Regions from separate parts of the Homo sapiens genome. Here region 2 is linked to region 1. Evidence: chromatin loops called from intact Hi-C (ENCODE). Cell type or tissue: PC-9. All regions are shown on one strand. Each heading gives the region's core, and the rest is flanking DNA. Links, peaks and the distances in the headings are about the cores only. Region 1 overlaps CCDC30 (coiled-coil domain containing 30). Region 2 has its middle 5.1 kb from the start of FOXJ3.

Region 1 (2,923 bases), core at 283-2,782:
TGCAAGTTGTATTGTGGGGATAGAATGACAGCATGTGCTAAATGATTGGAATTGGTTCATAATGGAAAAGGAAGACTCAGGGATTACTGACCTGCACAAAAGTTTGGATGGTGGCATTATTTACTGAAATTGGGAAGACAGAGAAAAAAAGACTTTGGAGATACAGGCAGAATCAAGGAGTTTCATTTTGGCAAGTATTGGCATAAAATGGCATTTCAAATTATAGAAATGGATAGCAAATCATCTACTCTCTAGGCCTAGAAGTGTCCAATAATACTCACATGTTGGGTAGCATTAGAAGAGTCTACAAAGAAGACCAAGAAAGAACAGCAGAGAGCTAAGTGAAAACCAGCAAAGTTTGGTGTCACAGAATGCTACTGAGAAGTCACTTGTCCATTGGATTTATTTTGGCAATGAAGAGGTCAGTTAGTACCCTTGGCAGAAAGTTTCACTGGAGTAGTGGGGATGAAAGCCAGTTTGGACTAGATTGAAGAAAGGATGGAAAATGTTTAGACCATGCATATATAGAAACTCAGGAAAATTCCTTTGTCTAACTGCCATCTGTCTACACTTTGGAAACTCTTACATGGCAGCTCTAAAGAGGTACTCAGCCATGTGACATTGGTATTTGTTGGCTTTTAGGGGACTATACTCCTTTGAAAGCTGCTTATTCTAGTTCACATTCATTCCACACTTATTTGTATTACTCTTACTTATTCTCTACCTCTAGATAAAGATTGAACTAAAGCATGCCCAACAGAAGTTATTAGACAGCACAAAGATGTGCTCTTCACTCACGGCAGAGTACAAGCACTGTCAGCAGAAAATCAAGGAACTGGAGTTGGAAGTACTTAAACACACTCAGAGCATTAAATCACAGAACAACCTACAGGAAAAGCTGGTTCAGGAGAAATCTAAAGTTGCTGATGCAGAGGAAAAGGTAATTATCCTCATGCTTAATAAACAGCATACACTGAATACCACTACTGAAATCTTATTTCCCTGAGGATTTTAAGAAATAAATATGATGCAGACTTGATAGAATTCTAAGATTTTTTTTCTCTCCCATGTTTTCTTCTGTTTTGATTTCACCTGTTCCTACAATTTTAGGAATTCTTGTGTATTTGTAAAAACTTCATGGGCTTAAAAAGGTCAGTTTTATTAAAGCGATAACATGAACTTAAAGAACTGACTGATCCCATGTGGCCTTTGTTTTATATTTTCACATTTGAGAAGGCGTATTCTCTCATTTGGATTGGCTGTTAATGTAAATGTTGTTTTAATTTTGTTTTTTTCATTGACAAACAATTGTACGTGTTCATGGGGTACATAGTGATGTTTATTTTTATTTATTTATTTATTTATTTTTGAGAGGGAGTCTCGCTCTGTCACCCAGGCTGGAGGGCAGTGGTGCGATCTCGGCTTACTACAAGCTCCACCTCCCAGGTTCACGCCATTCTCCTGCCTCAGCCTCCCAAGTAGCTGGGACTACAGGCGTCCACCACCACGCCCGGCTAATTTTTTGTATTTTTAGTAGAGATGGGGTTTCACCGTGTTAGCCAGGGTGGTCTTGATCTTCTGACCTCGTGATCCACCCGCCTCGGCCTCCCAAAGTGCTGGGATTACAGGCATGAGCCACCGCGCCTGGCCCATAGTGATGTTTCAATAGATATAATGTATAGTGATCAGATCAGGGTAATTATCATATTCATCACATCAAACATATTTTGTAATTTTGTAGGGGGATTTGTGTTGTGAAATGAACCATTTTGAAATATTGTCCCTTCATTTTAGATTGCCCGACACTAGGTGGCAGTAGTATGTAACAGTTGTACATTTTGATGTGCAAGTTTGAGAGTTAAATTCGACAAAAAAAATTTCATCAAACCATATAATATGAAGCAAACATCAAAAAGTAGATGACAGCAATCTGAATTAAACTAAAAAAATCTAATGTTGAGTTAAAGAAACCAGAACAAAAGAGTTCTTACTATACAATTCTATGTATAGTATGAAGTTCAAGAATAGATAAAACTAAGCTATGGAAGTAAGATAGTGGTTATTCTTGTGACAGGTATTAACTGAAGGGGGCACTAGGGAATCCTCTGTGGTGCTGCAAGTATTCTATATCTTGGTCGGGGAAGTAGATACACAAGTCAGATTTCATTGAGTACACTTAAGACATGTATGTTATTCACCATATGTATATATGTAGGTTACTTTACCATATGGATGTTATAATTCCATTAAAAAGTAATTGGTAAAATTGGTAAAGATTGGCAAGATTTTAAAACTTAGACAATACTAAATATTAGTGAGGATTTGGTGCAACAAGAACTCATATATATTAACTTCACTTGGAAGAGTTAACTAGTATAAATGTTTTAAAGATGTGTGCATCATACAACTTAACACTTCTACTAGGCATAAGAAAAACTGTTACATGCATGTATGTATCAGGAAACAGGAATATAGTCATGTTCATAATATCATTGTTCCGAATAACAGAAAACTAGAAACAACCCAAATGTCCCCTGGCAAAAGATCAAAAAAATAAATTGTATATGTATATGGTAGTATTACTGGTAATCTGAGTTCTTTCCCCCACTTTGTATCAGTTGCAAAGAAAGAGCATCCAGGCTACTCTGCCTATGGGGTAGCCCTGCTGTGTCTATGGAACAGCCATTTCCCTAGAATTAACTTTTTTTGTTTTTGTTTTTGAGACAGAGTCTCGCTCTGTCACCAGACTGGAGTGCAGTGGCGCTATCTCGGCTCACTGCAGCCTCTGCCTCCCAGATTCAAGCGATTCTCCTGCCTCAGCCTCCTGAGTAACTGGGACTACAGGTGCACACCACCATGCCCAGCTAATTTTTGTACTTTTTAGTAGAGACGGGGTTTCACCATGTTGGCCGGGATGGTCTTG
Region 2 (2,923 bases), core at 91-2,590, 240 kb before region 1:
AGGGACAGATCCTTAAAAGACACAGATTGCCCAGAGGAATGAAGTAGTGGTTTTATTGTTTTGTATTGTTTGCAATCTTGTCCTAGCTTCATCTGAATTCTGAATTCTCTGAAAGGAACACAGCCCAGAGCTGGGCTGCAATAGCCCTACAAAAACCTTGATTGGACACTGGCAGTGCTTCAACAGCTGAGTGTTCAACACTTCACATGACCTAGACGCTAAGATAAATGAGCCTTCACCTGATCCTTTTCTCCCTCTGTATTTATTGTAAGAGGAAATCAGAAAATGAGAAATGAATTTAAAATGAGCCAAGACTTGCAAGAGGGAGAGGGAAAAACACGAGAGAGCCCCTTCTATTATTCCTAGCCCGGGAAGAGCCTTCCAGATTTCCTGGGTATCTTTATCTAATATTTTATAATTCTTGAATTAGGTTTTTTAAAAGGCTATATGTAGGCCATCTGAGAGGTCTCAGCACTACTGACTGCTATTTAAGGAAAATGCTTGGGCATTGGTCGCTATGCACACTTAAAGAGCATTCAATAATCATTTAGCAAGCACCTACTCTATACCAGATGTTGTACTAAATACCAAGGAGTCAAAAGAGAATAAAAGAGAAGCAGACATGTAAACAGTTAATCCCAATGCAATTTGGTAGAAATTTATACTTGTGCCATGGAAACAGAAAAGAAGCAAAGCTTAATTCTGTCAAATTGGATGAGGTGGAGGGTGGGGCACAGTCACTGGGGCCAAAGAAAGCTTCATCCTTAAAAGGTAAAGTTAAGGCTAAATTTTAATAAATGAGTAGGAATTTGCCACGCAGAGATAGAAGCAAGACTGGGAGTAGAGAAAGGCAATTGGGGGCAGAGAACAGCTTGTGCAAAGTCAAAGAGGTTGGGTAGATACAAGAAAAGTAGAGGCCACAGAAGTGATAGTCTTATAAGTAGTCATTAAATATTGGTGGCTGATGGCAATAACTAACTCATGCAGCTAGACCACATCACTCTATGTAAACCATCAAGTTCCTGTCCTCTGGTAGCTTGGTGTTAACTTCAGATTATATCAGTAAAGGCAAAATGTGATCCTTCCCAAAGACTCTACTACTTAATCATTATTAGTAGAAAGGAGTAGCTTAGTTTATTTTTTCCCAGTAGAAGGCATTAGCCTAAAATACTTTTTTTTCCTAGGCTGTCAATGATTTTGCACTAGTGCATTCATAACAATCTGCCATCCCCCACCTGCAACCCATCTCCATGTTCCTTGTAACCACCTGGTTCAAACCTTGGCTTACCTCCACTCTTAGAATCAGCCGAGCTAATTAAAAGCACAGTGAAAGACACAAAGGCACCAAGACAGCTGAGCAAACATTAACAAATGCGTAAGTAAATAAAGTACTTGTATTATGTGTAAGCAATGGTGCAGATGAAACTTGGGTGGCACTAGGAAGGGTGAGTCAGAGGATGTTCAAACAGAGTAGGATCAAGGAAAATCTCTCTGCCAGTTAGTTAGCAATATCTTTTGGGATGATAGAAAGGAACCTGGTTAGCAGGAAAAAGTAGCCAAGGTTTGCAGCCCAAAGGAACCTGAAACTCTGGTACAAACTCAGTAGTAAGAAACAATTATTTAAAGTTGCAAAGATAATTGGCTTACTTCATGCCTAATGAGCTAAATAAGAACCATCAAGAAACCCCAATGCTAGATGGAGTTTGGTGGGGGAATAGTTAACATTTACTGTTCTTTGTGTGAGTAGCAACACAATAGGCCCTTTGCATCTGTTTGGTTTTTTTAATCCTTACAGTAAAACTACAAGATGGTCATCGTGTGAAAGAAGAGGAAACAGGCTCAGTACTTTAAGTGTCAGAGGCAGGATTTGAAGCCAAAATTGTCTGATCCTAAGCCCTCTCTCCTGCCTTCAAAGACTCTAAACCAGCAGGATTGTTTACACCAATATGCGAGTCGTAAGGTCCTGGGTGAGGCACTGTGAGAAGGTGTGTTTACATCCAAGTGTCACAAATAAAGGGTAAAGAGACCCTGTGGAAGACTATATAATTGTTCCCAAACACTTACTGTGCCTTCCAGAATTGGATTGTAATTTCCTATTGACAGCAGGCTTGGCTGTGTGACTTGCATTAGCTAATGAAATGTGAGTGGCAGTATGAGCCACTTCTAGCTGGAAGCTCTCAGTCAATGTGCTGCACCATGTTTTCCTTTCCTGCTGTCCTCATGACAAGCAACATTCTGGATAGAGGCTAATCCATCAGCCTCAGTCCCAGAGTGAAGACAATGTGCAGCAAAGCCACAGCTGACCTGGGAAGGACACAGCATAAGCGAGAAAAACAACCTTTGCTGATTAGGCCACTGAGATTTTGGGGTTGATACCATAGCATAACAGAGCCTATAATGACTAATGCAGACACTTTCTGAATCTTGCTCTTTAGTGACACAAATTTCTGGTGTCATCTTCAGGTAGAAAGATTGCTTGGGGATTATGAGAAGATATAGAGAATGGGATGATTGGTGTAGTATAGTGAAAGGCTTTAAAATACAGTATTTGAGGTATTTGAGGCAGCGCATGGTGGCTCACACCTGTAATCCCAGAGCTTTGGGAGGCCAAGGCATGAGGATTGCTTGAGGCTAAGAGTTAGAGACCCGCCGGGAGTGGTGGCTCATACCTATAATCCCAGCACTTTGGGAGACCAAGGCGGGTGAATCACCTGAGGTCAGGAGTTCAAGACCAGCTTGGCCAACATGGTGAAACCCCGTCTCTACTAAAAATACAAAAATTAGCTGAGCGTGGTGGTGCATGCTTGTAATCCCAGCTACTCAGGAGGGTGAGGCAGGAGAATTGCTTGAACCCAGGAGGCAGAGATTGCGGTGAGCCGAGATTGTGCCACCGCACTCCAGTCTGGGCGACAGAGCAAGACTC

What was found. Peaks named below come from ENCODE experiments on the same cell type or tissue, not always from the same donor. Only the 100,000 strongest peaks of a DNase experiment are listed, where the experiment ranks them.
Region 2: it touches region 1 in a loop (2.1-fold over the local background); 10 of 110 quality-filtered maps call a loop at or near these places.

The regions. Positions count from the first base shown.
Region 1 is chr1:42,576,290-42,579,212 of GRCh38, forward strand. CCDC30 (coiled-coil domain containing 30) reads left to right here. Exons shown (of 21, transcript NM_001395517.1): 12 at 731-940. All of the region lies in intron 1 of LOC124904162 (a long non-coding RNA gene), which reads right to left. Among named protein-coding and RNA genes, the nearest start is that of PPIH, 81 kb to the right of the region's middle. In PC-9, for the core only: CTCF peaks have their summits at 1,772 (motif pointing right) and 1,979; no DNase peak of the experiment used is centred there.
Region 2 is chr1:42,338,919-42,341,841 of GRCh38, forward strand. No RefSeq gene overlaps it. Among named protein-coding and RNA genes, the nearest start is that of FOXJ3, 5.1 kb to the left of the region's middle. In PC-9, for the core only: no CTCF peak of the experiment used is centred there; a DNase peak (open chromatin) is centred at 1,383; H3K4me3 peaks cover 398 bases; H3K27ac peaks cover 1,771 bases.